2 separate regions of the Homo sapiens genome follow, and region 1 is linked to region 2. The links are chromatin loops, found by intact Hi-C in ENCODE. Cell type or tissue: B cell. All regions are shown on one strand. Each heading gives the region's core, and the rest is flanking DNA. Links, peaks and the distances in the headings are about the cores only. Region 1 overlaps KAT6B (lysine acetyltransferase 6B). Region 2 overlaps KAT6B (lysine acetyltransferase 6B).

What was found. A loop is a pair of places that touch in the nucleus more often than their neighbours do. Peaks named below come from ENCODE experiments on the same cell type or tissue, not always from the same donor. Only the 100,000 strongest peaks of a DNase experiment are listed, where the experiment ranks them.
Region 1: it touches region 2 in a loop (2.0-fold over the local background); 1 of 110 quality-filtered maps calls a loop at or near these places.

What each region holds. Positions count from the first base shown.
Region 1 is chr10:74,975,412-74,988,739 of GRCh38, reverse strand. It overlaps KAT6B (lysine acetyltransferase 6B), which reads right to left. Exons shown (of 18, transcript NM_012330.4): 8 at 12,410-13,328; 9 at 11,303-11,424; 10 at 9,401-9,516; 11 at 6,812-6,953; 12 at 3,499-3,660. Among named protein-coding and RNA genes, the nearest start is that of SNORD172, 40 kb to the left of the region's middle. RefSeq lists an enhancer at 6,137-6,186. In B cell, for the core only: no CTCF peak of the experiment used is centred there; a DNase peak (open chromatin) is centred at 10,629; H3K4me3 peaks cover 1,646 bases; H3K27ac peaks cover 1,565 bases.
Region 2 is chr10:74,845,627-74,863,637 of GRCh38, reverse strand. The region is part of intron 3 of KAT6B (lysine acetyltransferase 6B); the gene reads right to left. Among named protein-coding and RNA genes, the nearest start is that of KAT6B, 28 kb to the right of the region's middle. RefSeq lists a silencer at 7,358-7,568. In B cell, for the core only: no CTCF peak of the experiment used is centred there; DNase peaks (open chromatin) are centred at 8,537, 8,867 and 9,437; H3K4me3 peaks cover 786 bases; H3K27ac peaks cover 2,371 bases.

The DNA.
Region 1 (13,328 bases), core at 9,273-11,772, 120 kb before region 2:
TATAGACAGCATAAAAGAAATGCTTTCCTTGCTCAAATAACTTCAGAGATAGAGAAAATAACATCCCAGGGAGTCACCCAGTGGAGTAAGTTAGGATTTAGCTGGCTATCTTGCTAAATATAATAATAATCTACAACTCTGCAACAGCAATCTGTCTTCTGCCTTTGGGCAAATGTCCCAGTGAAACTAAAACAGTATCTGTGTGGGTAGATGTGCACACATATATTTCTCCTATGAATAAAAAGTCAATGTAAAAAGCTAGAGAAATAATCTGCATTTCAAACCAGGAAAACAAAATAAAATGAAACAAAAAGACAACAACAAGAAACCCTAAAGCCTCCAAACAAAGGTTAGACCAAAATATTACGAACAGTTTGAAACCAGGAGGAAGACTGGGTAGAACATGGTAAGAAACAGCTCTTACAGTTAAAGAAGAATTTGCAACTTTCATGGGATGTGGCATCAGGGCAGTATTTTTTTATTCAGAGTACAAAGAAGTTGCCAAAACCTACACAGAGATCTGGAAAAGGCTTTTGAGGTCGTGGATGCTCTGGCCAAATATAAACCACAAATAAGACTGACCACAAATGGTACAGACCACACCAAAGAATTACTTCAGAACACCCAGATCTTTAATGAACCAATTTGAAAGATCACAGGAGATGGTTGTGGAAAAAACCCTACAGGGCAGAATTGAAGATTTCTTTGTGAAAAAGATGTACTCCCAACTTTTGCACATTTGTAGTTGTCTATGGAGCCTCTAAAAAATGAGGATGAAGCAATGTGTGTCAGTTTTTCTAAGAAGATGAATTGTCCCTCACTGGATGTGCACATCAATGGCAAAGGTTCAAGTAATTCGTCTGTTTTGCAAAGTTAGACAAATGGGTCACTCTCTCTAAAAAGAAATGTACTCTGGGTTAAGAGAATTCATCCTTGATACCATTCCTTGCTTTGTCCAGAACCATTTCCACCTTTCGGAGTTTTTTGAGATCCAACATAGTAGTGATCCTTCTTCCCCTCCGTGCAGCTTAACATGTTACTACAGCTAAATTCTAAGCTATGAATAAAATAACTAATCCTTCTTTCCTTTCTGTTTACAGCCATCTATTATGTGCTTGGAAAGTCATATGCATGTAACAATTTGCACTGAACCTTTCCAGGTCATTCCAGCCCTTCTCTGGCTATCCTTGAACTGTAGTTCTAATAACCTCTAGAATGTGGTTCAAGAATAGCCCCAAAGGGCCAGAGTCCTCTAGATTCCAGCTGACACATGAGAATATGGTTTAGTTTCATCTAGTCTTTTTTTTTTTGAGATGGAGTCTTGCTGTTGCCAGGCTGGAGTGCAGTGGTGCAATCTCAGCTCACTGCAACCTCCGCCTCCTGGGTTCAAGGGATTCTCCTGTCTCGGCCTCCAGAGTAGCTGGGATTACAGGGTGCCACAATGCCCAGCTAATTTTTGTATTCTTAGTACAGACGGGGTTTCACCATGTTGGCCAGGATGGTCTCTCGATCTCTTGACCTCATGATCTGCCCACCTCGGCCTCCCAAAGTGCTGGGATTACAGGCGTGAGCCACCGCACCCGGCCTCATCTAGTCTTTTAACATGCTTATTTTTTAGATTAATTTTTGTTTCACTATACTGCCAAGGCATATTAGTATTCCAGAATAGTAGGAAATAACAGCAGCTGCTGCCATGCTATAGAAGAAACTATGAGAAAAGTTGAGCTAGTTCTGAGTAAAATTTTGGGTACCCTGGCAGGAAGAGAGGCAGAAATTCAAACTTCAAGAATCACCACCAACTCTACACATGGCTGCTACTCAGCAGCCAACACAAGACCCAGGAGTGGGATGGTCAGTGCAGCACGAGGAAGGTGGGCACCGTTAAGCCTATGTTTAAATCCACAGACAATGAAAGAAACACCATTTTCTAACAGCAAGGACGCAACCACTATTCTTTTTAAGTTTCTGGAGAAGAATGATCTTGACAAACCTACATAAAAGGTAAGGTGTTTTATTTATTAATCATATAGATTTCCTATTTATTGTTTTATTCAGTGTTAATTCTCTATCATCTTTTGAATTTGTAATGTGCAAATTAACTTTCTTCTTTTTCATTTTAAAGCTTTACCAAATATGTGGATTAAAACACTGAGACAGTTTTCCATGAATGCTGTTACTTATTTTTGTTTATGATCTTTGGGTTGATTCTTAAATTTAGGATAGCTATAGTTTGCAAGTACCTTCACATATATTCTATCTTTTGAAACTTCATTAAAATGGCACTTCTATAAAGCATCCCATTTACATTGTGCAAGAGCAGATTCATTAAAATTCATGTATCACCTAATATAAAAAAATATCATAAATAAGAGAGTTTGGACCTTCTATCTAAAAGTCTCATAATTATTGTCTCTATTTATGTACCATCCTGGTACATTTAACTATTTCCTAGGTACCTCAGAAAAGTTAAGGTCATTACCTGGTAAACATCTCCAAACTCAGTTTTCCTTTATTGCAAAGGAGTTATTGTTTCTTAGAAGCCTTTGAGCAGAAGAATGTGAGTGAACTGCTCTGAACCAGTAAAAAGGACAAGCTATATCCGTCCCCTCAATATGTCGATTGTTTTCCCCACTCTAACAGCCAGAGATACTTAGGCTTTCTTTGTTCTTGTTTTGTTTTGTTTTGTTTTGTTTTTGAGATGGAGTCTCCCTCTGTTGCCAGGCTGGAGTGCAGTGGCGCGATCTCGGCTCACTGCAACCTCCACCTCCCAGGTTCAAGCAATTCTCCTGCCTCAGCCTCCCAAGTAGCTGGGACTACAGGCGTGCACCACCAGGCCCAGCTAATTTCTTGCATTTTTAGTAGAGATGGGGTTTCACCATGTTGGCCAGGATGGTCTCTATCTCTCGACCTCATGATCCGCCCACCCCGGCCTCCCAAAGTCCTGGGATTACACGCGTAAGCCACTGAGCCCGGCTGATACTTAGGCTTTCTAAAGGTGAGATTGCTTTAGAACTTAAAACCATAGCACAGAGAATAAGAGACAAAAGTGTAAAACCAGTCATTTTATCAGCTTGACTGTCCAAATGCCAGCGTCCTAACTCACTGAGATACTGTTGACCACAGAGGGAAGGCAACAAGGAGAAAGGAGAATTCTCTCTTAAATGCTACACTAAACTGAAACCTTCATGTTGACACCACTTAAAGGGAAAACGGAAATAAGCTAAACACTGAGAAAATCAAAGACGCTAAGTGGTCCACAAGGCAGCAATTAGAGTGTCATCAAGGCGGCACACAGTGCTGAGGTCCTTTACACACTTACTAGGCACCATGTTTTTTGTTTTCATCTTTTAAAATGAGCTCTGAACAAGAACCTGAGCTTTTCAAAAACACATGTCACTTATTCAAATTATAGTAATGAAAAAGCCCTGTTCAAAGAATTGGGCTCTACCAAAAACATTTTGAAAAAGAAAATGAAGGTCATGCTGGCTCTTGTTTTACCTTAGAGAAGTATCCAACCAGATGACAGCCCTTTTCATCATTTTTTGTAAGGACATAAAAAAGGAATGGCTCGACATCATAATACAACGTTTTGTGGTCCAGGAAGAGCTTGGCTAACAAGCAAAGGTTTTGGCAATAAATTTTGCTCATATTCCCATCAACCTAGCAAAAAGAAACAGACAACATTATTTAACATAAAAATACTGCACCATATAAAATTGTTTCTTCTATATGGTATTTCAGAAAGTACATCATTTTATTTCCAAATCCTAAACTGAGAGATTAAAACACTCTATTAAGCAAGTACAGCTTTAACCAGAAAACAGCTGTCACTGGCAAATCAGAATTCCACATTTTCTCTTAAATTAGGGTACATTTAAGGTAGTTAAAATTTCTCTTTAAGCTACCAAAGAAGGGCCAAACCACTAGTAAAGGAGTAATTTTTACTTGTAATTTATTCTGAGCTAAAAATGATCAGGCATGTCCTCTCTATCTGAACCGAATAAATCTGTATTAAGGAAATATAAACAGATCAAAATACTTCTCAAGTAAGTTAAACTTTATGTTGTTTCAAAAGGGTTTCACATAAAACTAAAATAAATGAACTGTATTATTCTGATTCCTCAGAAGTGTGGATTAGCAAAGAGGTTTCCATTTTGGTTTTATCCCAAGCATCATCTTAAATATAATTGGAAAAGATAAAATATCTATGTTGGGAATACTTACAGAGAAAGTGATATGAATTTCAACCTACAATAAGCACTATGATTACAGTCTACTTCTCTTCAAAATAAAAGAATCAAGCTGTGATACTGATGGCTATAGACAGGAGGCTAGGCACAGATGCCAATTTCTTTGATCAAATGTAGTTACTCTTTGAAAATAGAAAACACAGCAGATTCAAGAAGAATTTCCCTAGCACTTTTCTTAAGGGAAATGGATATTTGCTAACCAGAGCTCTGAAACAATGAACTTGACCATTCTCAGGTCTCCTGTGGACCATACGGGTTCTCATCTTGCACAAATTATTTTTAGATTTCATATAACTATTTCCCTCGGATGGAACCTAGGTCCCATACATAGCAACACAATCAAATATGGGCAATGGGCACAGAGGATACAATTCTCCCTTTAATTAAAGGAAGTTTACATGTATTTGAGAGTATGGCCCTTTTGGAAATGGTAGTATATTACAAAAAGGAAAGATGGAGATATACATAACTGTGAACCAGAAAAATACAGAGATGACAGTGCTGAAGAAAATTCTGATTGGTTGTGAAAAGTGTAAGAGGAATAAAGAAAGGGAAGGCCAGAAAATCGTAATGTGTGATTATTCCTCCTTTATTTTATAAGTTTTGTAAGAAACTGCTAGGAGAAAAGTTGCCCAAATGTTATACTCTATTAACTCAGATTCTAGAATAGGGACCTCGGTACTTATCAAATCCAACTCCTTATTCGTATAAGTGAATTTTACATACATGCTTCTGATGTCTCCCCTCTCATCTCTGGATGGTCCAAAAGCACCTGCCCTGAAAGAACAGCCCATTCTTACCATCCTAACAAGACTGATTCCCTTGCCCATGAGAAGACGTTCCATGGATTTATGAGAGCTTCAATCCCAGTGCTGACTCATGCTGATTTATGAAATAATTACTTAAGGCCAACAATGTGTTTTGAGCTTTGAGAAACAATGTTTTGGTTGGAAGAAAAGATCTAAGGCATCAAGGAAGGAGCCAATAGGAAAGCTGAACTTGTGACATTAGCTAAGCTTCAACTGTGAGCAGCTCTGTCACCTCAGCTGGCTGGGGCTGGCAGGATAGCATACCAACAGGAAGGTCAGGCAACGTGCATTCAGCCTTCCTTCTAGCCCACTGGTTCTTACTGGGGGTGATTCTGCGCCCCCAGGGGATGTTTGGCTACGTCTGGAGACATTTTTGGTTGGCACAACTGGAAGGGGTGGTGGTGCTACTGGCATCCAATTAGCAGAGGCCAGAGATGCTGCTAAACATCCTACGCTGTATAGCATAGCCCCTACAACAAAGAACTAACCAGCTTGAAATGTCAAAAGTGCCTAGCTTTTAGTAAGAACTAATATATCACCTAATCTTCCCAGCAACAATACCCTTCTTCCTCCAAGCTTACCGAAAGAGCTGATAGAAAAAGAGAAAGCTTTAAAAAAATCATAAGACACAACTGGAGTTTCCCATGTTCTCTGATCAGTCTTGGGGAAAAACTAGTGGGCCCAGACCTGTCTGAGAAGGAGCCTGGTCCATGTGAGAAACCTACAACCTTCCCTTTATTTAATAGGATGGCAAGACACTGCAGGCCAGAAATAAAGAGAACTGTAAGGCAGAATAATAAGTTTCAGCCTGAACAATTCAGAAAAAGAAAATCCAGAAGTGAAACTATATTCCAGAGAAAGAGGACATCACGTTTGCTGTACAAGGTAGGCTTGTTTCAAGCACCTAGGAATGAGCACCAATGCACACCACAATGGGTCACAGAGGAGAAAATGCAGCAGACAACAGAAGTGTGCAAGTGGAGGGAAGAGCATAAAGGAGAAACGTGAAAAGCCCTGCAGACAGACAGTAACCTGTGAGAAAGGCATGGTCTCCTCAAGGTGAAACTGACTCAGCTTAACGGAATCCCTGAAACTGACAACAGATACATAATTAAACAATGCAACTATATAGAGGCAAAGGCCTGCTACGAAATCAATTCTGGAAATACAAAATGTCTTCAAGAAACCCACAATGACAGACATATGGCCACAAGGGGTTCCTGTGAACAGCAGAGTTCTTCAGGGGTGGCCATCTACCCAGATGGGAGGGAGTCCCAACATCTGCTAGGGTCTCACCAAAAGGATTATCCACACTGCCAAGAAGTGGATGGAAACACAGGTGGTTGTGTATTGAGGAGATATGTACAGCTGCTCAATTCCCTGGAAGAGTGAGCACCTGCCAGACATTGGCTGGAGCTGCTGAACAAAGCTCATTTCTCCTGCCAAAGAAAGTAGAATTTACAAAGAGCTGAGGAGATCATAAATTCATGGTGAATATATCTAGTGTAGACAGGGATTTTGGGGAAGACAAAAATGTTAATGTGATGAAGTAGGGATTCTTCATCAGTCTAAATGGTTGCTTAATATGGTTAGATAAACATTCCAAAACATGGAGATGTTTTAAAGGGCAGTCTGAATTTCAGTGCCAAAATTAAGTATACTTTGTACCTTCTAAACACAAATCAGCACATAGTCAACAATTAGGAGTACTAGATTTCAAAAAGCTGAATTTTTTTATTTACACGCGCTTACCTCAAATACTGAAAGGTCTTTCCTTCGGTAAATTTCATTTGCTGGAGGATGAAACCATCCACACTTCTTGGAGTGTCTTAGCAAAATATTTTTACTTTTCATATATTTAAGACAGAATTCACACAGGTAAAGCTTTGGTAATCTGTTAAAGTTTAAAAATCATAGAATCTATCAGATAGATTATACTGTTGGGGGGAAGATTAAATATTGTTCAATTTTCTCTACATCATAAAAAGGCTGTATAATAACATTGGAGGCTGGGTGCAGTGGCTCACACCTGTAATTCCAGCACTTTGGGAGGCTAAGGCAGGCAGATCACCTGAGATCAGGAGTTTGAGACCAGCCTGGCCAACATGGTGAAACCTCATCACTACTAAAAATGCAAAAATTAGCTGGGCGTGGTGGCACATGCCTGTGGTCCCAGCTATTTGGGAGGCTGAGGCAGGAAGATCGCTTAAGCCCATGAGGCGGAGGTTGCAGTGAATCGAGATTGCACCACTGCGCTCCAGCCTGGGCAACAGAGTGAGACACCGTCAAAAAAATAAAGAAAGAAAGGAAAGAAAGGAAAGAAAGGAAAGAAAGGAAGAAAGGAAGGAAGGAAGGAAGGAAGGAAGGAAGGAAGAAAGAAAGAAAGAAAGCCAGCCAATAGTAAAGACAGAATGTAAAAACAACCATACATTATTTTTTAATATAATCCATAATATGTGCTCCCTTTACTTTGTGAACAAATAATTTGTTTCCTTAAAAATATCCTATATAAAGAAAGCTTTACAGATGTGGAACCACCACCCTAAAAAATCAACTTAATAAGGATATCATCCTGTCAAGGGACCAAGCATATTTTTCAAAATTCACATTTACTATCTTATTTCCAATTATATATGGTTAGTGGTATAGATATAATATCTTACTCAGAAGTGAATTTATTATTTTAAACAATCTGCATACATATGAGGCTGAAAAGTCCTCAAACTTAGTTGTTACCATTTCCACCTCTGGAAGAGGTAACTTTAAAGTTATTATCAGAGATTTATATATGGTCTAAATGCAGTAAATAGCACGGCTGAAAATCAAAAGACCTAATTTGTTTTCTACCAATTCCACTGTTACTTTGAGTAAAAGACAAACACCTCTCTTCCCTGCTGACTTTTTCTCCACCTTAAAAATCAGAACATTTTTTATTTCCATATCTTAATGAACATGGCTGGTATTTATAAGAAAATGTTTAGAAGCACTTGCAAGGTCTTTGGAGTATAAGAATGGGGAAAAAGGTTTTCAAGAGAGAGGCAGACACAGGTGAGACTACTTTCAAATCTTGCACTTATGTACAAATTTTATTCAAATCTTTCAGAGCACATGGCTTATCATTACCTATGCAAATTAAAGCTCATAGTCTTTTAAAATTGTTCAAGAACACACAACCAAATGGTATAAGGAAGGAGAAACCAAAATTCTTGACTCTTATTTTGTCACTTAACTTTTAGAAAACACTTAGCATTTTCTCCAGTTACGTGATTGGCCAGACACTCACATGCTAACGAAAAAAAATAAGATCTATTCTATAAGAAAATCAAGTTTATAAATACTGAAAACTTTGCAGACTAAAAAATTTTTGAAGATACTAGTAAAGTGTACCCTGACATACTTTATGGAAGACATCTATTCTCAATGTACCCATTTTGGGATATATTCGTTCACAGGCTAATCTTGAGTTCAAGACAAACAAAAACTTGGATACCATTATTTTCTCCTTTTTATTTTTTATTTTTTGAGATGGGATCTTGGTCTGTCACCTGAGCTGGAGTGCAGTAGTGCAATCTCGGCTTACTGCAACCTCCACCTCCTGGGTTCCAGTGATTCTCCTGCCTCAGCCTCCCGAGTAGCTGGGATTACAGGCATGTCCTATCACGTCTGGCTAATTTTTGTATTTTTAGTAGAGATGGGGTTTTGCCATGTTGGCCAGGCTGGTCTTGCACACCTAACCTCAGGTGATCCACCCACCTTGGCCTCCCAAAGTGATGGGATTACAGGAGTGAGTCACCGGGCCTGGCCTTCTCTTCAAAGTCACAAATGTTCTAAAGTAAAAATTTGGGGAAGGGTCTCTTAAGACTACCCATTCCCACTTACTTTCTCCCATTTTTCCTTCTTTTGCTAAATTTCTATTAAAAACTTGAAAATAAAATGCCAGAAATCAGAGATAAAAGTAACAGGCCTAATTAAAAAATATAAAAGACAACTGGAGAAGAAAGTCTACCCAATAATTCACCATGGCAAATTTCTTTTTTTTTTTTTAATTTGGTTTCATACAAAACCAACATTTCCCCAATTAACCAAGGAAAGAAAGCACAATCTAGAAGCTAAATGGCAAAATTTATAATGCCCATGTAACTAAGGAGCATAAGGAATTTACCGAGAACAAGGAATACCATAAAAAGGTGCTGGCAAAAGCAATAGTTTGGGAAGCACTTGGCATTGACTACCAAAATTTATTTCCTAAAATCATCCCTAATTCCTGCTTTAGAATCAAGAATTTTCCTTTCTCACATATGTGACATTCAAGTTATACACCTGCCAGACTTATTCCATTACCTTGCATATTCCTGTGGGTAAGGCGAGGAGTACCAGGTTTGGATTTCATATTTACCAAATTCAATCACAGAAGGGTACCGGCCACAGTCTTCCACCCCACTCTCACACTCTATTTTCTGTCAAATAGAAAGAAAAGGAAAATAATAATATATATACTTCACTTACATTTTGGTTCTTTCACCAGTGACTATCAAAACTTATCAAGATCAGAACACTAATCTTAATTGTGAATTTGCATGGCCTTAAAACACTATAGACCCTTATGAAATAGGTTGGTGCAAAAGTAATTACTGTTTTTATAATTTTTTCAATGGCAAAAACCACAATTACTTTTGCACCAACCTAACATTACCTTTGTGTAAGATTCACAGCAAACGAATACCCTAAGAAACAATATAGCAAAGGAAATAAGTATGGTATAAATACATACAAATGTCGATAGAACTGGATTTAACAATCTGTTGTAACAGATTAGAAATTAGGTGATTATAAATGATGTGGCTATTACACAGGCTTATTTATTACAGAAGCTTACAGTTTCCTATTCCTCCACGAAGTAGTATTTATCACAACTGTAATTAAATAATCAATTGTGAAATCTGCAGCTTAGCATTTGTCTCCTCTTATTTCCCTTATTTCCATGTAGTAAGCCACACGAGGTTAAGAACTCTGCCTGCCAGATTCACTGTGGTATCCCTGGTGTCTGGTACAGTGCCTGACACAGAACAAGAATATTTCTTGAATAAAAAAAGCCAGTTTTACCATGTTGGAATGAAAAAACTTTAGAATTAGCAGTATCTTTCAGATAATGGCCTACTGTTCATGTTTACATATGAATGTCAGAAGTAGGCCAAAAAAAGATAATATTTAAGGACTTCGAATCTTTTTTTAAAAGAGGTGGCATCCTGCTGTGTTGTCCAGGCTGGAGTAAAGTGGCCATTCAAGGGCACAATCCCACTACTGATCAACGTAGGAGTTTTGACCTGCTCCATTTCCAACCTGGGCTGGTTCAAGGACTTCCAACCTTAATAACTGGGGGAAATCTGACATTTATCTTAGCCAAAGGAAAGCTGATACAAGGCATCCTGATAGATCGGGGCAGAATGAGGGTTGGAAATACCCAATAGCTCTGAAGGTAGAAACTGTCAGGAGTATTTAGCCCAACTGGCTGCTACTAAAAATAAAGCGTTAAGAGCCTACAGAAAACCCCTTCCCCACAAAACAGGAAGTGGGGTTGGGTAGGGAGTCTACCTGACCACACTGGTCATAGAAACCGAATGTAGTCACTGACACAACAAATTCACAATTCATATTAGATTCGTCTTTGAGAAGTCTGACAGCCTCACCTGTCAATATCTGGGTGGTAATAACTTAAGCAGAATTAAAGTGGAATCACTTAAAGAAATTACTGGACAATAAAAATAAAACTGACTACAACTGATTGTGAAACAAAATATTGTTTTCATCAATGCAGAAGAGCTAAAAATATGAGACATTTTTCATATGGCTGGCCATCTGTGTTGGAAGAAACATCGGTGAATTTAACAGTGATGTTCTTCTTTTTGTTAATGATTTTAAATTGTTATTTTCTAAATTTAGGCAAAACTCATCAGAAATCTATTCCTTCACACCTAGAAATGTTTTCCAAAATCTGCCTCAACTAATGCTACTCTGTTTTATTTTGTGAGACCAGCTGAGTCCATACCTACTTTTAAGAGTGGCGACAATTCTACTAAGTCATTGCTTTTGAATGTACAGTCAGTAGAAATGGGCATGATAACGGCTAAAGAATCACAAAGGATGTTGAAAGGGATTCTCTATAAAATCAACACAGTAATTCCATATTAATAGTTAGAAGCCACATCTTATACTTGCTACTACAATGTGGGATCCTCGCCTTACCTCCCAAGAAAGTTCCTGGGCCTGCTTAAAAACATCCAAATCCTCTTCAGTAACGACATCCTTGTTTCCAATCACATTTACATCTGCACTTTCTTGTTTGATGTTTATTTTTATTTCAGTATCTGTCATTTAAAACCAGCAGAAAGTGTATTCACTGACTTGAATCATGAGTAACCACCATATATTACCAAAATGGCACCAAATTAGCATACTGGGCAAATAGGGATTTTTTTTAAAGCTTTATAAATAAGCTTTTACATCTAAGCACTGCTCATAGATCCAGCAGTATCCTTTCCCTGCTATACTCAAATTTTTATTTGAATTTATCACTGTCATCTTTTTACAGCTTTAATAAATATATGAGGGAAAGTAAGAGCAATACAAAGTGAAATCATATTTTTCAACCAAGATTAGAAGTTTTATCGATGTCTAGTTATAGCATTCCCATTATCACTTTTGAGATAATAAATTCTACCACTTTGTCCAAATGACACAGTTTCGGTTTTTGTTTGATAAAGGGTAGCAAATGTAATGGGCCAATTTGTTCAATGAAATTATGAAATCCGTTTTCTCCCTAAGGTGGATACACACACAGACACACTCACATCCAAAAGCACACATCACAGAGTCACAGATCAGGCTTTGCTGAGACGGAAGCAGGATGAACTTTGTCATGAGAAAGCAATGGAGCAGAGGGAAGAGCTGAAACACCCCCTGTTGGAAGCACTGACAGCACACAACTGAACAGCGCTGTGGCTGCAGAGGTGACATGGGGGAGAGCATGGCAGAAGCATGGCAGTGGCTACTCATGCGGGACTACAAAGCCATAAGCAATGCTATGAAGGCATCTGGGGGTCCTAGTGTCACTACGAATGGAAATAAATAATAAAAGGTGGGAGAGTATTAGTTGGAAAAACAACATTTTGGAGGTTTAGTCAGCATTAGAAAAAGGTCAAAGTTTCACTGCTTCTGTATGAAAGTGAAGTGAGAACAAGAGAAATAGCTAAGACCTATGTGACAAATAGGAATTGATTGGTTGATTTTTTTCAGGGTTGGGGAGAAAGGGACGGGACGCAGGTTTGGTTGGAGCTTTGACCTTTTGCTTACCATCATCCTGATCAGGTTTAATCCTTCCGTCTGTCAAGCTCCCCTTCCCTGGTGAGGGGGTCCCCATCTGAGGGGTCACTTTATATTTTAATCTGCCTAGCATCCTGTGCTTTTTAAGGAAAGTTGTTCGCTTGAAGTGAGCAATTGCTTTAAAAATACTTCCTCTAGCCATCCCCCAGCTAGAGGAGGAGGAGTGAGAAATAAACCGACTTCTAATATCTCTTTTGCCAAAGAAGTGGGCTTTAGATTTTGCCGTGGAAGATAATTCAGTTTTACGACGCATACGTTTGGGTGGTGCATAACTCGGGTGTCCCTTTTTGCGAGACTGTCCCTGAGTGGTATAGATATGAGAAAGCCCATCAAAGAGTGCCTTCAGCTGGCTGTTAGTGGTAAGGCTGCTCAGGGAGGGCACACTGCACTGGCTGGAAGAACTCTGGGGAGAGGGAGAAGAAGTGGCCGTGCTGGACTTTTGTGAACTGGGGCTCTGACCGGAGATGGGGGTTGGGGGTGGAAGTGAAGAAGGTGGAGGTTTTAGCTTTTGTGTGGTACCTGTAGCCAACACATGAGAAGTGCATGACTGTTTCTGAGAGACCTTTTTCCTTGGACGATAGTGCTTTGAAAAGTCTATAATTTCACCTCGTGATCTGCGACCATCAGGTGATGGTGTAAAAAACTTAGTAAGGCCATCAATGAGCCCTTTGGTTTTCTTGTTAACTTTAAGTGTAGAGGCAGAAATGTAGGTGGAGGTGGTGGTGATTTTGGTGGTGGCACCAGGCCGAGTGGGGTCTGTAACAGCCAATCTGCTGCTTGAGTCCTTCCCAGATGCAGCATGACCAGATGAAGGTGTGGTACAGACTTTAGTCTTTTGACCCCTACCAGGTGACCCCCTTCCTGTGAATGCATTCATGGATCCTTCATC
Region 2 (18,011 bases), core at 8,385-10,884:
TTAACATGACAAAAGGTAAGCATTAAGAATCAATTAGATGCCCACACTCCCTTATACTCTGCCCATAAGTATAAATTGGTACTATCTTTTTGGAACAGTTTTTGATAATATGCTTCCAAAGCTTTAGAAAAAGAATTCATAGTCATGCCTCAGTATTACCTCCTTTAGTAATCTATTCTATGGGAAATAATTATCCACACATGCACAAATTTTTAGTAGCGGTATTATTTGTAATAGCAGAAGATTTAGGAGCACCTTAAATTTTGAAGGATAAAGACATAAATACTATGCAGCTATTTAGTCAGCTTCAAAGAATAATCAAGAATATGGGAAAAGGCTCACAACAGATTTTAAATTTAGAAAGGAAGATACAAAATTATATAGCTCACACAGTCTTCTTTTTATTTAAATATAGCATACATATTTACATGTAGGAAAAAAGGAAAAAAGACTGGAAGAAAATACACACTTTCAACAGTAGTTATCTTTATAGTCAAATTTGCAGTGATAATGTATCATCTCCAAATCTTTCTGTTTTTCAAAGTCTGTACAAGGAGCATGTGTTACTCTGAAAATAATAGACTCCTTTTCTGATTACTTAAATAACATGAGGTGGGGTGGAAGGAGCCACAAAGAGAAACGGATTCTAGCCATTCTTGGCGTAAGAGAGCAAGAGGAGAGGAGGTCTTCGTTAGAAGGTAATGAGGACATCGGTTTACAGCTTTTCCTTCCCAAACAGTATGGCAGAGTGGAGTGCTGGGGGCTGCCGTCCCTCCACTGCCTTGGAGTCTGTTCAGCTGACCTTTCTGTTGAGGCTGAGGACAAGCTCACCACCTCTGTAGCTCAGGCAGCGACTATCCCAGTGTGGTCAGTGCTATATTATCATCCCTATTAGTCAGCTGAGGAAAACTTGGGATTTGAACCTAAGCATTCTAGCTCCAGAGCCACTTCCCCACAAGACTCCTTCAGAACGATCTCTAAAATCTCTTTTAGCAGGAAGCAGAGCCCTGACCAATTAACATCTCTAGATTGCTTCCTCAGCCACATAAGTAGATCCTACTTGTTCATCTATTAAAGAAGAAAGCATGTGATGCATGCTGGCATCACAAGGAAACTTCAAAAAGTTCTAATGCCTGACTCCCACTCCAACATTTTTATTTAAGCAGCATGGAGGTGTGATCTGGGCATCTAACGTTTAAAAGCTCCTCCAGTAATTCTAATGTGCAGCAAAGTTTGGGAACCACTGGCCTAGGTCAAATGACCTGCTGAAGGAGAGGAGGGGCAAGAAGCTCCAGAAAAATACTCTTTTTGCATATAATTTCAGAGGTCTACAAACCCCAGAAAAAAGGGCTCCTTGAACCTTAGCCTTAAAACCCTGGACTTGGTGATCTCAAAGATCTCCTGCAACTCTAAAGTTTTATACTACATTTAAAGAATTACATAAATATTACTAAATCAATACATTAATAGAGACAAGGGGTGAATTTGATGATTTTTGGTTTTCTATTCTGAAGGACAAACTCCAAGTTTAATTAATCAATGGTTTCCCTTGGGATGTGTATTTAGAAGAAATAAGCAAAGGAATTAGCACTATAACCTTACATCAGCACTATCCAAACTGCTTAACCAAATGCAAAGATTTCTAGACAAGTGAATGGCTGCTATGAAGACAAAGAGGAGAGAGGCCCATCGTCAAATCATCTTGGGTTAGGCAAGGTAAATTTTAGAACTACTCAGGTACTGTAAATCTCAGACTATTATTAGCATCATTAATTTCTTGTAGAGTACTTCCTTCTTCCTCAGAACATCATTTGGGAAAAGCTACTTTAATGATATCATATTATAAATTTTAACAATCTTCTCAGTGACGTCTATTATAAACAGTAAAAAGGCACTTAAAGGCTCATGTTTATAAGAACCTAATATGAAACTATTTTCAATACCTTCTCATTAAAAGAAGTTTTCTTCATCAGGAAAATGAGAGGTAATGTAGTATAATGGTTACATGTACAGATCAAGGAGCTTGGATGCCTGGGTCTAAATCCTGGCTCCAGCTCTACCACATTAATAGCTAGGTAATCTTGGGCAAGTCCTTTCACCTGACATGCCTCAGCTTCTTCCTTTGTAAACGAAGAATGAATAGTCCTACCTTACAAACAGGTTATACACAAAGCACTTGAAGTAGTGCCTGCCTCATAGTAAAGCATTTTATAAATGTTGGTTGTTATTATTCATTCTTAAAATTTCAATTGCTCTAAAAGTGATGATCACTCCAATGATCGTTTGAAAAGGAATAACAGCTGTATGTATTAGCATGTTTCTTTTTTTTTACCTTTGAGACAGAGTCTCGCTCTGTCACCCAAGCTGGAATGCAGTGGTGTGATCTCTGCTCACTGCACCTTCGGCCTCCGGCATTCAAGTGATTCTCCTGCCTCAGCCTCCTGAGGAGTTGGGATTACAGGTGTGTGTCACCACACCCGGCTAATGTTTTTTTTTTTTTTGAGACGGAGGTTCACTCTTGTTGCCCAGGATGGAGTGCAATGGCACGATCTCAGCTCCCGCAACCTCCACCTCCCGGGTTCAAGTGATTCTCCCGCCTCAGCCTCCCGAGTAGCTGGGATTACAGGCATGTGCCACCACGCCCGGCTAATTTTGCATTTTTAGTAGAGACGGGGTTTCTCCATGTTGGTCAGGCTGGTCTCGAACTCCTGACCTCAGGTGATCCACTCGCCTCAGCCTCCCAAAGTGCTAGGATTACAGGTGTGAGCCACTGCGCCTGGCCCAGCTAATTTTTGTATTTTTGGTACAGATGGGGTTTTGTCATGTTTCCCAGGCTGGTCTCGAACTCCTGGCCTCAAGTGATCCTCCTGCCTTGGCCTCCCAAAGTGCTGGGGTTACAGGCGTGAGCCACCATGCCTAGCCTCAACTGATCACTTTTATTACCATTTAGATATGTGGTAACTTCCATATTATGTGCCTAATACAGTGTTTTATATATTGCAAGAATTCACTAGGTATGTGTTGATTTCGCCCGAAGAAATGAGAGGCAGAAGGTGATAAAGTGACTACACTACACTCTGCCTGTGCACCAGGATTGAAACACCAGCTCCAATACTTCCTGTGTACTCTTGGGCAAGTCACCTTATTTGGCCTGTTTCTTCATCTGTAAAATTCAGTTAATAACAGTACTTATCTTTCAGAGTTCATGCAAAATTATATTGTATATATTAAATGCTTAATATACACAATAAGCACTAAGTATTTAATATTAATATCTTTTTGCATGTTTTTTGTACAGCCTTCAAATCTAGTATTAACTGCTTATAATGCACATTTCACAAGGCACAAATACACGTTTTAACTATGCTTGTTTGCTTTTGCTATGTGTCACATACTAAATGGGGAACCTAAGTGGTCAGAGACACAAATCATGGATTTCAGGAGAGAGAAGGCACTTTCCACAAGATACATGTCAAAATAAAAAACAACCTACAAACCAGCATGGCACATGTATATATATGTAACAAACTTGCACTTGTGCACATGTTCCCTAGAACTTAAAGTATAATAAAAATAAATAAAAATAAAAAATAAAAAACAACTGAAAAAGTGTTCTCAATGCTAGCTCTTTATTTCATTCTGCTATAAAATTTTTAGAAGCGAGAAAAATACATACAATTTACACCTGATCAATGTTCTCCAAACTGCCTGCAGGCTTGTGTTCATACACTAGCAAGATTTACTGCTAACCAACATGCCATGCTAAATTGAAATCAAGATATTACACAATTTTCCAACAAAGGGGTGATTTTATAAGCTAGTATACATGCTCCATGAGGATGTAATTGTTGGCATCTTGTTACATTTCTGTAGCTGGTGGAAAATGAGTTAAGTTAGAAGGTTTATAGAGGGTCAGAGCTCATCAGATGAAAAAATCATCTTTTTTATCAGCTCTAGAAAACATATTTATTAAGCTAACTAGTTATTCTTCAACAACTGGATTAGTCAGAATTTCCAAAACCTTCCAACTAACTGCAGAAGACTGCTGAAACATTGTGAAATGAAATAAAATGAAGAATTCTAGAGGCTCGTTACCTCAAGTTCATGTTTATTTTTCTGAATTTTTACTAAAAACTAAAAGAATATAATATACATCCATCTGCATGTCATTTTTCTTTTTTAAATAAATGAGTTTCTTTTTCAGCCTATTTAGACTTCTCTGATTGAGGGTTCTAATTTAAATTATAGATATATGCTGGGCACAGTGGCTCACGCCTATAATCCCAGCACTTTGGGAGGCTGAGGTGGCTGGATCTCTTGAGGCCAGGGGTTCAAAACCAGCCTGATCAACACAGTGAAACCCCATCTCTACTAAAAAAAAAATACAAAATTAGCTGGGCATGGTAGCAGGCACCTGTAATTCCAGCTACTCAGGAGGCTGAGGCATGAGAATTGCTTGAACCTGGGAGGTGGAGGCTGTAGTGAGCCAAGATCGTGCCACTGCACTCCAGCCTGAGCAACAGAGCAAGACGTTGTCTAAATAAATAAATAAAAGACATAAAATTCTTCAGATGTTACTTAGTCTTTGAAATATCATCAAAGGCAGGGCACACTGGCTTATGCCTATAATCCCAGCACTCTGGGAGGCCAAGGTGGGTAGATCACTTGAGATCAGGAGTTCCAGAGATGGAGTCTTGCTCTGTTGCCCAGGCTGGAGTATAGTGGCACAATATTGGCTCACCGCAATCTCCACCTCCAAGGTTCAAGCGATTCTCCTGCCTCAGCCTCCTGAGTAGCTGGGACTACAGGCGTGAGCCACCATGCCCAGCTAATTTTTACATTTTTAGTAGAGATGGGGTTTCGCCATGTTGCCCAGGCTGGTCTCGAACTCTGGACCTCAAGTGATCCATGCACCTCGGCCTCCCAAAATGCTGGGATTACAGGCATGAGCCAAAGAGCCTATCTTGATAAATCACCTTGTATTTTTCATGCACCCTGTGGGCATTTAAATGAAAGACCCTTCTCTACAACTTTAAATGTACTTCTCAAAAATCATTTTGGGCCAGGCATAGCGGCTCTCACTTGTAATCCCAGAACTTTGGGAGGCCAAGGTGGGTAGATTGCTTGAGCCAAGGAGTTCGAGACCAGCCCGGGCAAAATGGCAAAACCCATGCCTATCAAATATACAAAAATTAGCTGGGCATGGTGGCACACGCCCCTGTAGTTCCAGGACCCTGAGGTGGGAGGAGTGCTTGAGCCTAGGAGGTCAAGGCTGCAGTGAGCCATGATCACACCGCTGCATTCCAGCCTGGGCAACAAAGTGAGACCCTGTCTCAAAAAAAAAAAAAAAAAAATTGCCCATCCAAACTTCTATTGTTAAAAACTCTGAAGCTATTAGTGCCAAATCCATTCTTCAGTTCTTCAACTAGTGAGTAAAGGGACATGAAGTGGAGGCAAGAGTGCACGCCCCCGTTCCTGCTCTCCTGGAAATGACTCAGGATGTACCATGAGACTCAAAACTCAGGCCTCTTGACCCCCGGCCTTCAGCTAGCATTACTCCCATAAACTGTGATTAATTCCTTTCTGGTTATTTTTTCCTTTTTTTTTTTAATTAAGAAATAGAGTCCTGCTCAGTCGCCCAGGCTAGAGTGCAGTGGCACGATCATAGCTCACTTACAGCCTCAAACTTCTGGACTCAGGCAATCCTCCCACCTCAGCCTCCCAAGTAGTTAGGACTACAGTTCTGTGCCATCACACTTGGATAATTTTTAAAAATTTTTTCTAGAGATGGGATCTCACTATGTTGTCCAGGCTGATCTCAAACTCCTGGCCTCAAGTGATCCACCTGCCTTGGCCTCCCAAAGCATTGGGATTATAGATGTGAGCTACCTGCACCTGGCCCTCTTTCCTTTCTAAACAGACTTGATCATGGTTCACCATAGCCCAAAACCTTCAATGATTTGCAACCCCCAATGCAAAATTTGATTTAGGTGACAATACTAAACCCTGTGTGGCAGGCAAAATAATGGGCTCCCCCAAAAATGTCTACTTCCTAATGCCCAGAACCTTACCTGGCAAAATAACCTTGCAGATATGATAAAGTTAAGGACTGTGAGATAAGGGCATTATCTGGATTATCCAAATGGGCTCAATCTAATAATATGCATCCTTTAAAAGCTGAAAAACTGTCCAGGCTGTGGTAAGAGGCAGATGTGACTGTGAAAGAACAGTCAGAGAGATGCAACATTGCTGGCTTTGAAGATGGAGGAAGGGATCATGAGTCAAGGAATATGCGCAGCCTCTAGAAGCTCAAAAAAGCAAGGGAAAAGATTCTCTCCTAGAGCCTCCAGAAAAGAACATTACCTTGCCCTCACCTTCATTTTAACCTAAGAAACCCATGTTGGACTTCTGACCTACCGAACTGTAAGACAATACATTTGTGTTGTGTTAAACCATTAAGTTGCTGTAATTTGTTACAGCAGCAATAGAAAACTAATACACACTGGGTGAAAGGTTACTCACATGCTTTCAAAGTATCATTGCACAGATTACTTGTTAATTACAAAAGGGAAAAGGCGCCTTTATAAACGAAGATCTAGCAGATGCCACCTTAACCAACTGATAAACTAAGCACCACCAGTAATGAGACAAGCTGAAATTATTTATCTCCTGGTATCTCACAAGAAGAAATATACAACATCCCCCATACAGTATTTTTTCTTTTCTTTTTTCTTTTTGAGACAGAGTCTCACTCTGTCACCCAGGCTGGAGCGCAGTGGTGTGACCTTGGCTTACTGCAACCTCCATCTCCTGGATTCAAGCAATCCTTCTACCTCAGTCTCCCAAGTAGCTGGGACTACAGGCACATGCCACCACGCCCAGCTGATTTTTTTGTATTTTCTGTAGAAACGGGGTTTCACCATGTTTCCCAGGCTGGTCTCAAACTTCTGAGCTCAATCAGTCCACCCATCTTAGCCTCCCAAAGTGCTGGGATTATAGGTGTGAGCCACCACTCCCAGACCCCCACACGCTATTCTTGTCAAAAATGTTTACTCTGAATCTAATCATGAGGATACAGTCAGACAAATACTAATTGTGGGACATCCTACAAGACAACTACCCTAGACTCTTCAAAAATGTCAATGTCTTCAGAAGCAAAAAGGAGGGAAAACTGTTCTCTATTAAAGGTGACATGACAGCCAAATGCAATATATGATCTTTGGTTGGATCCTGGATGAAAAGTCAAAAGTTGGCCAGGCGCAGTGGCTCACACCTTTAATCCCAGCACTTTGGGAGGCCTAGGCGGGTAGATCACCTGATGTCAGGAGTTCAAGACCAGCCTGGCCAACCTGGCGAAACCCCATCACTACTAAAAATAAAAAAAGTTAGCCGGGCATGGTGGCACGCACCTGTAGTCCCAGCTGCTCGGGAGGCTGAGGCAAGAGAATTGCTTGAACCTGGGAGGTGGAGGTTGCAGTGAGCTAAGATCATACCACTGCACCCCAGCCTGGGCAACAGAGCGAGACTCCATCTCAAAAAAAGTCAAAAGTTATAAATGAGATTTTGGGGCCATTTGGGGAAATATGGACTGTCAGTTAACACTCATTCCACTGCCGAATTTTTTGCGTAATAGTATAGTATATAAGAGAACATTTTTGATATATTATTAAGTATTTAGGGGTGAAATATAATATTTGTAATTTAGTTTCCAACAGTTTAGTCAAAATTGTGAATATATAAATGTGCTGTATATATACGCACACCCATGTATAAAAACATATACATATACACACATATAGGAAGAGAAAGAATGTGGCAAAATGTTAAAATTGGTGAATCTATGTGAAAGAAATAGAGTGTTTACTGTACTACTCTTTTAATATTTATGAAATACTCTAATTTTATAAATTATAAAGGTTAGGAGAGAAGTATTTTCCTAGCTCCCTCCATGCCTGCCTTTCCCAGGTCTGCTCACACACTGCCAGGAGTCTACCTGGAACAGCTGATGTTCTTCAAACAGCCAATACTCTTCCACTAGCAGATCCTGTTTTCTGCTGCTTTACTCACAACTCAAGGCTCAACAGCTAAAGCTGGGTTTTGTTATAAGACAGAAGTGTTTACAATACTAATTTTGAAAACAAGTTGGTCAAATATCAAATGGGAGTCATCTTTTAATGGCCTTATTACTAGATTTTAATATGTTCTTATGTTTCTCTTTCCCAAGATAATGTTTATGATCTGTTTCTTAAACTTCATCATACCCATAGGGTGGCAAGCATGACAGGGAAACCTTGGACAAAAAGCAGGGCTGGTCACATCAGAAACTACTAACAGAAACAGTCAAGCTCTGCCTCTGGCTCTCAGCCCATGTCACTCTGAACACCCTAGGCAGCCCAGACCAAGGCTCACCTCCTTCCTGCAGGCCTCACTGCTCTCCATATGGCAGCTCACTGACATCAAAGAAGACGGAAGAAATTATCTAAATTCACCAGGCTAGTTCCACTCCTTCCCTTGAATTGTGGAAGAGTCGCTGATATCTCAATTACCTCTCCTGCAATAGTACCTTTTTCCCTGCATGCTAAGATTTTGCAATGCTAAAAAGCAGGGTGAGAAGTGTATACTGGACTAACAGATGGAAGATTAACAACAAAAGACCGACTTGATGGGGGAGACAAAACTACAATGTTTGTATACCTATAATAAAAATACTGAGGAAGAAAAATTGAACTTGTAAGTAAAGTTAGGTTGCTCTTCTGTAACGCCTGTCGAGCTACAGACAGGAAAAGGCCCAGCATGGTTTCTGTGTACGCCTATGCTGTTTCTAATAGAAAGGACAAAATAGAGCCAAAACATCTGTTGACCAGTTAAGTTTGTTAATGAAACCAAATTGCAGCTGGTTTATCACAGATCAAAAGTGAGGCAAATTAGAGAAAGGATGTATGAACAAAGCTGGTTTCTAAAAAATAGTGGCTAAAGAATTCTAAACCCACTTGTCAAATTAACAAAAATCCTTCCTGGATTTTGCTTAGACCAGTGATTAGTATTTACTTTGTATCTTTGCAGAGACCAGCCTCATAGTTTAAATCTAGTATCATTCACTCTAAAATGTTGTCTATATTGCTCATTTTGCAGATTTATCAAAATATCACCTTTCATTAAAAAAAAACAGAAAAAACATACACTCTACATAATATTACACTAATTAAAAGATTCACTTATATAAGGAAAAAGAATATGTAGTTTGCAACTGTTGGAGACTTCTCTGGTAAAGTGCTTCTGCCCCAAGCAGAGGCATATGTACAGTTAGCATTTCACATATCCACTGCCACAACTCCTTCTCTTACATGTACAACTTTCCATCACCACCTGAAGACAGAGAGATAAGCACACCCACTCACAAAAACATACTTCCCTCTTGGCCCTGCTAACTCAAAATGTCACATGCAAATTACATGGCTGACGCATTTGCTAACTTTAATTTGGTGAGCTAATTGATGTTTATGTACTCAGAAACATTAATAGATTGGAGAGATCAAAGTACCTGAGAAGATTCAGGTTCATATTTTAAATGCTAGTGTGATCAGAGAACAGTTTCACCTAATCTACTGTAGTTTAAGGCACAGGGCCAAGAAAAGGAAGTTTATAAACAAAACAAAAAGTCAAGAATTTTACAATTAAAACACATTGCTACTGTCATGATAAAACAATGGGCTGGGCGTGGTGGGGCATGCCTCTAATCCCAGCACTTTGGGAGGCCGAGGTGGGCAGATCACAAGGTCAGGAGTTCGAGACCAGCCTGGCCAATATGGTGAAACCCCCGTCTCTACTAAAAATACAAAAAAATTAGCCAGGAGTGGTGGCACATGCCTGTAATCCCAGCTACTCGGGAGGCCAAGACAGGAGAATTGCTTTAACCTGGGAGGCGGAGGTTGCAGTGAGCCGAGACCATGCCACTACACTCCAGCCTGGGCAAGACAGCAAGACTCCATCTCAAATTAAAAAAAAAAAAAAAAAAAAGGCATTTCTTATATATTAAAAATAAAAGGCTGAGCACGGTGGCTCACGCCTATAACCCCAGTACTTTGGGAGGCCGAGGTGTGTGAACTGCTTGAGCTCAGGCGTTCAAGACCAGCCTGGGCAACGTGGCGAAACCCTATCTCTACAAAAAATACAAAAATTAGCTGGGTGTAGTGGTGTGTGCCTGTAGTCCAAGCTACTTGGGGGGCTGAGGTGGGAGGATGGATCATTTGAGCCTGGGAAGGTCAAGGCTGCAGTGAACCATGATTACACGGCTGCACTCCAGCCTGGGCAACAGAGTAAGACTGTCTCAAAAAAAAGAAAAAAAAAAATTAGCCAGACAAGGTGGTGCACACCTGTAGTCCCAGTTACTCAGGAGGCTGAGGTGGGAGGATCAAGGATCACTTGAGCCCGGGAGGTCGAGGCTGCAGTGAGCCATGATCAAACCACTGCACTCCAGCCTGGGTAACAGAGTGAGACCCTGTCTCAGAAAAAAAAAAAAAAAAAAAAAGATGAAAGAAATAACATACAAAGATAAAACATATAAAAAGAATATAGACCTTCATTTTTGAGAAACATTAAAACGTACATTTGTTAAATAATGTTTGAAGAGAAAGGATGAATAAAATATTTGTCATTTAAGACAAAATCAGAATAAACCAGCAAATAGTACTTAACTGTTAAATAACTTCAAAGCTACAGAATATAGATTTTCTTAGCACTGAAAGTATCACAAATGTAGCTGGGAATACAAGAGTAACTCCTGAAAGCTGCTGATCATTCAGGACAGGATCATGTGTTACATACAGTAAAGGTATCACAACTATCAAATCTATCTAAGATCCAAAGAGTTAAAAGAATGTTTAACATTCATTTGAACAACCAAAAATCCTCTTGACATAATGTTTCTACTTTACCTGAAGCCCATTTCATTAGAAGTCTAGACAAGTCCCATCTTGATAAAAGCTCAAAAGTGGAACACGCTGTCATGCCTCAGAGTACAATAGAAAGACTCATTCACCCTTCATTTTATCTTTCCCTTGACCCAACTAACTAGTTTGAGACAATTCATGTGCTCTCTCAACAATGTCTCAACAACTGGTACTACCTGCTCACAAAAGCAGTCCTCAGACACTGCTATTGTGAAGAACTTCTGAAGCTTAATTATAAGAAGAACATGAACTGCAATTTTTTTCCTTCCATGACCCTGGAACAGCAAGTATTTGATCCACCTCGTCTTTCACATTACAATAGGTTTCTGTCTGACTTTAGTGATTCTAAAACTGACTTTATCCATACCAATTCCAAAATGCAGGTTATTTTGAAGAGCATATTTTACAATATTTAGAGATTTATTCGATTTTCAGTTAAATACACATAATCAAGCACTCTTCAAGAAAGATGACATCTGCAACACAAAGGATACCAATTCAAAGGAAAACTAAGAAGGTCAACAGAGAGGAGGACATTCAGGCTCTATAATTAGCAGATAAAAAATATACACATTTCTGCCAAAAAAGATCCAGAGTTGCCTGAGACTATGAACAATTCCCCTAGGGCTGAGAGACTTCTGGAAGCCTGCCACATCAAAGAACAATATGGACTAATGAATAGTCCTTCATAAAGTACAGGCTATTGGAAAAGTCCCAGAACAGATGAGGAGGGTCTGCTCTAGGGCAGGGTTAAGGGGACTGAAGAGGAGAAAACAGAATGGAGAAAACAGAAGAAAAGAAAATCTAAAAATAAACTTATCTAATTCATGTGTGTAAACAACTCAAGCAACTGCTGTAGGATGTACATTTATCTTCTATTTGTAGAAATATTTCATATTAATAACAGTGCCAAAAACCCTAACAACGTATCTCTCTAAAAGGGGCAGGAGAAATAGAATAAACAACTGAATAAGCCAAGACCACACATAACAAGGGTCCTACGTTTGTCTTTCAACCCCATTTCTGATCATCTGAACTCCTTTTAAAAATCATTTTGTGGCCAGACACAGTGGCTCATGCCTGTAATCCCAGCACTTTGGGAGGCCGAGGCAGGTGGATCACTAGGTCAAGAGATTGAGACCATCCTGGCCAATATGGTGAAACCCCGTTTCTACTAAAAATACAAAAATTAGCTGGGCGTGGTGGTGCACGTCTGTAGTCTAGCTACTCCAGAGGCTGAGGCAGGAGAATTGCTTGAACCAGGGAGGCGGAGGTTGTAGTGAGCCGAGATCGCGCCACTGCACTCCAGCCTGGCAACATAGCAAGACTCCATCTCCAAAAAAAAAAAAAAAAAATCATTCTTATCAGCCTGACCAACATGGTGAAACCCTGTCTCTACTAAAAATACAAAAATTAGCCGGGCATGGTGGCACATGCCTGTAATCCCCAACTACTCAGGAGGCTGAGGCAGGAGAATCGCTTGAACCCGAGAGGCGGCAGCTGCAGTGAGCCGAGATTGCGCCACTGCACTCCGGCCTGGGCAACAGAGCAAGACTCTGTATCCAAAAAAAAAAAAATCATTTTGATTTTTTTCTTATTGACAGTATCACTGTTTTTGTAATTTTGTTTATGTTTGAAGGCTTTTTGTAAGATTCTAATACAAATATTTCTTCAACAGAAAAAACATCAGAAGCCCTACTTGATACTGAAAGTGTCCCACCTTCCAATTACGATGCCAACCTAGAATGAGAATTCCCACATTATGTACTACACTGGAAACAGACCAAGACTTGACACTTAATAAATTTTATGAAGACATTCTCACTAAAGTGAAATACTATGGAATTTATTTTAAATGGAACTAAACTGATTTTATAAAAATGCTAAAGCTCAAATGTTCAAATGGAATCTTAATGCTACAAAGTGCGCAGTGATAATGGAAGTCTCTCTTAGAATATGTGACTTTCCAAAGTCCTCATAATCTGACCTAATTGAGCTTTACTACTTTTAATGAGAAACATTAATACTATCCTTTAGGAGTTCCCTCACCAAGTCAAAGATAAAGTTTTATCTTCAGTGGTTTAATTCATTTCCATATCACCTCACCGAAGAGAGCTTTCTTAAATAAATACAAAGAATTTATGCTAAGAAGCCAGTGTGGTAATACCCAATTTGAATTCCAGACTATCAGAAGATGTGCAATTACATTTCAGAAAGGAAGGAGCCCTTCTATTTTAACTTGCATTGTATTCCTCCTAGCAGTCATGCATCGGAATGATGATGATGTTCAATCTAATTAGACACAGACTTACTACTTTCTCTACTGCCTTTCCATATTGCTAATATTATAAATAGTATCTACTTTAAAAACTATAATAAGCTCATTGCATCTACCAAATTTAAAATGCTGGAAATCTATTTGTTGGGGCAAAACTGCTTCTAATCATTTGAAGAACTGGAAGAGATACTTTTACTGTTAATAAAAAGCCACCACAGGCCGAGGCAGGTGGATCACGAGGTCAGGAGATTGAGACCATCCTGGCTAACACGGTGAAACCCCGTCTCTACTAAAAATACAAAAAATTAGCCGGGCGTGGTGGTGGGCGCCTGTAGTCCCAGCTACTCAGGAGGCTGAGGCAGGAGAATGGCGTGAACCCGGAAGGCGGAGCTTGCAGTGAGGCGAGATCATGCCACTGCACTCCAGCCTGGGCGACAGAGCGAGACTCTGTCTCAAAAAAAAAAAAAAAGCCACCACTGTTGACCAGTGTACTGCCCAGTGGTAAAGAGCTCTGAGGTCAGACTGTCTCGTCAGAATCTTGGCTTCACCACTCACTAGCTCTATCAGTGACCTTGGGCAAATCACTTAAGCTTTCAGCCTCATTTTTTCATCTGTAAAATAAGGGTAATAATCTACCTCCCTTGCAGTTATTGTGACAAGTCAAGGAGATAATAAATGTAAAGCACTTGGAATAGTGCCAGCATTTAACACTTACAAAACGTTAGTTATTATTCTTACTATTTTTATTTTGTTTTACATTTAATGTAACTGCTCAAAAAAGTAACCAGAATAAACAGCTTCTTGAAAGTCATGGCCAGGCACGGTGGCTCACAAGCCTGTAATCCTACCTAGCACTTTGAGATGCCAAGGCAGGCGGATCACTTGAGATCACGAGTTCGAGACCAGCCTGGTCAACATGGTGAAACCCTGTCTCTACTAAAAATACTAAAATTAGCCGGGCTTGGTGGTGCGTGCCTGTAATCCCAGCTACTTGGGAGGCTGATGCAGGAGAATCACTTGAACTGGGAGGCGGAGGTTGCAGTGAGCTGAGATGGCACCAGCGTACTCCAGTCTGGATGACAGAGTGAGATTCCATCTCAAAAAAAAAAAAGTCATTAGTTAGGCCAGGCATGGGGCATAGTAGCTCACGTCTATAATCCCAGCATTTTGGGAGGCCAAGGCAGGCGGATCACTTGAGGCCAGGAGTTCAAGGCCAGCCTGGCCAACATTAATGAAACCCCATCTCTACTAAAATACAAAAATTAGCCCAGTGTGGTGGCACACACCTGTAATCCCAGCTACTCGGGAGGCTGAGGCACAAGAATTGTTTGAACCTGGGATGCTGAGGTTGCAGGGAGCCAAGATCATGCCACTGCACTCCAGACTGGGTGACACAGTGACACTCTGTCTCAAAAAAAAGGCATTAGTTGACTAGATTGTAATTGAGATCACTCCATTTCTGAACTGTTTTCACTTATATCATAAATTTCCTCCCACAATGCAAGGCAAATCCTATGACTTCAAGCACATCAAGAACAATGATAATCTTTTCAAATATATTAGAAAAAGTCTTATATATAGGAAATTATAGTACAATCAATCTACATATGAATCCAAGTTCAGCAGCCAAAGGAAGAATCATCATAGGTCGACAATTAGCATACTATGATTTAGTATAAGAAACTCAAACTATTTTAAAATGGCTACTAGGCATTTTGGGTGCCTTTGACAAAAGATGTAGACCAGGAGTGTCCAATCTTTTGGCTTCCCTGGGCCACACTGGAAGAAGAATTGTCTAGGGCCACATATAAAATACACTAACAATAGCTAGTGAGCTTAAAAAAAAAAAAATTAAAAACCACAAAAAAATGTTGTTGTTGTTGTTGTTGTTCTTGTTGTTGTTGTTGAAACGAAGTGTTGCTCTGTCGCCCAGGCTGGAGTGCAGTGCCTCAATCTCAGCTAACTGCAACCTCCGCCTCCCAGGTTCAAACAATTCTTGTGCCTCAGCCTCCTGAGTAGCTGGGATTATAGGCGTGTGCCACCACGCCGCAAGCCAAAAATCTCTTTATGTTTTAAGAAAGTTTACGAATTTGTGTTGGGCTGCATTCAAAGCCATTCAGGGCCGCATCTAGCCCATGGGCCATGGGTTGGACAAGCTTGCTATAGACCCTAGCCATAGAAAAACATGTGGAGGCCAGGCACAGAGGCTCATGCCTATAATCCCAGCACTTTGGGAGGCTGAGGTGGGTGGATCACCTGAGGTCAGGAGTTCAAGACCAGCCTGGCCAACATGGTGAAACCCCGTCTCTACTGAAAATGCAAAAATTAGCCAGGCATGGTGGCGCACGCCTGTAATCCCAGCTACTAGGGAGGCTGAGGCAGAAGAGTCACTTGAACCTGGGAGACAGAGGTTGCAGTGGGCCATGATTGTGCCATTGTACTCCAGCCTGGGTGACAAGAGTGAAACTATGTCTCAAAAAAAAAAAAAAAGAAAAAGAAAAAGAAAAAAAAAGAAAAACATGGATACACACACATGACTTCACACTCTATTTCAGAGGATTTGTGGGATACCCACCCAAGTTCATTTGTGGATCCCGGGCTAAGAATTTCTATTAAATTTACTTAGCGAGTTTACATGGTTTTAAACTATTAAATCACTTTTAATTTCAAAGGGTAATATATTATGTTGTAATTTTCTCACATTTTTTAAGGAAAAATGCTATTTTATTTATTTATTTTTTTTTTTGAGATGGAGTTTCGCTTTTGTTGCCCAGGCTGGAATGCAATGGCGCAATCTCGGCTCACTGCAATCTCTGCCTCCCAAGTTCAAGCAATTCTCCTGCCTCAGCCTCCCCAGCAGCTGGGATTACAGGCATGCACCACCATGCCCGGCTACTTTTGTATTTTTTTAATAGAGACGAGGTTTCTCCATGTTGGTCAGGCTGGTCTTGAACTGCTGACCTCAGGTGATCCACCCACCTCGGCCTCCCAAAGTGCTGGGATTACAGGCATGAGCCACTGCACCCAGCTGGAAAAAAATGCTATTTCATTAAAGAATACAAACATGTTGCCAACTTTGTTTAAACTGATTTTTATTTATTTTTGTTTTTTAAGAATCAAATGATTACTTAATAGAATTAGTCTCCAAATTTCATCAAGTAAAAATTCTAGAAAACATTTCTCAGCTTTCCTCATTATAGCATGATGCTAACTAAACAATTTAAAGATCAGCATCATAAAAAGAGCAGTAACAATTGCCTGCTAAGCAATAAATTACTCTGCTCTCAATCCTAGACACTTTCAGACATGAATTTTCCTTTAGACTAAAAATACTTCTGTACAGATGCTGCCTGAAAAAAATATGATAAGGTTGGCAAGAAATGACGGGCAAGGTTAAAGCGAAGGATCAGAAGATACTGTGGAAAATTTGTACTGACTCTTCCATCACAAGTAAAAAGTATCCCCTGGATCACAAAATTATTGAAACATACTATTAAATTGCCTAAAGCTACCTGAATTAGTCCACGTACCTGTTCATTATAAAACCTTAACATACCTTAGGGTAGTGTACATATTTTTAAAAACAAAGATATCCAAATCCATCAAGAAATGGCTCTATAGTCCCTTAAGGAATTTCTTCACAGTATAAGCTTTTATAAAAAATATTTAATTAAGGCTGGGCACAGTGGCTCACGCCTGTAATCCCAGCATTTTGGGAGGCTAAGGCAGGTGGACCATGAGGTCAGGAGATTGAGGCCATCCTGGCCAACATGGTGAAACCCCGTCTCTACTAAAATACAAAAAATTGGCCAGGCATGGTGGCACGCTCCTGTAGTCCCAGCTACTCGGGAAGTTAAGGCAAGGAAATCACTTGAACCTGGGAGGCAGAGGCTGCAGTGAGCCAAGATCATGCCACTGTACTCCAGCCTGGTGACAGAGCAAGACTCCATCTCAAAAAAAACAAAAAAACAAAACAAAAATATATATATACATATGTATTTAATTAAAAACAGAGGTCCCTGATTTGGCTGTGTCAGACATATGAATTAGGATTTAAGTGGCTTTTTGTATTTTCTTTTAAACAAATGTTATTAAGAAGAAAATTTCATAACTTTACTTCTTTCTTTATGCCCACATTCTGCCACAGAGAACTAGAGGTTGGTTACACAAACACAACAACCACCTAAGGATCAAATAAATGTGGCAGAAGACTAACAAAATAAAAATATAGTTAACAAATAAATGTTGGCCAGGCACAGTGGCTCATGCCTATAATCCCAGCACCTTGGGAGGCCGAGGCGGAAGGATGTCTTGAGCCCAGGAGATCGAGACCAGCCTGGGCAACATCGAGAAACCTCATCTTTACAAAAAGTACAAAAATTAGCCGGGCGTGGTGGTGTGCACCTGTAGTCCCAGCTGCTCGGGTGGCTGAGGTGAGAGCATCACTTGAACCCGGGAGGTGGAGGTTGCAGTGAGCCGAGGTGACACCACTGCACTCCAGCCTTTTAGATCAGCCCATGGAAAGGCAAACCACCTGGTCCTATCCAATTTGTAGGACCAGGTGGTTTGCCTTTCCATGGGCTGATCTGATCTAAAGCATTGAGGAAAACAGGTTCCATTTCAAGGGTTCATGGTATCCAAACAAGAGGAGCATAACTTTTCCTAACATGCATGTTTCAATTGTTTCTAAACTGTACTTAGCCCAGGCAACATGGCAAAACCCCATCTCTACAAAAAATTTAAAAACTTAGCTGGGCATGGTGGCATACACCTGTATTCCCAGT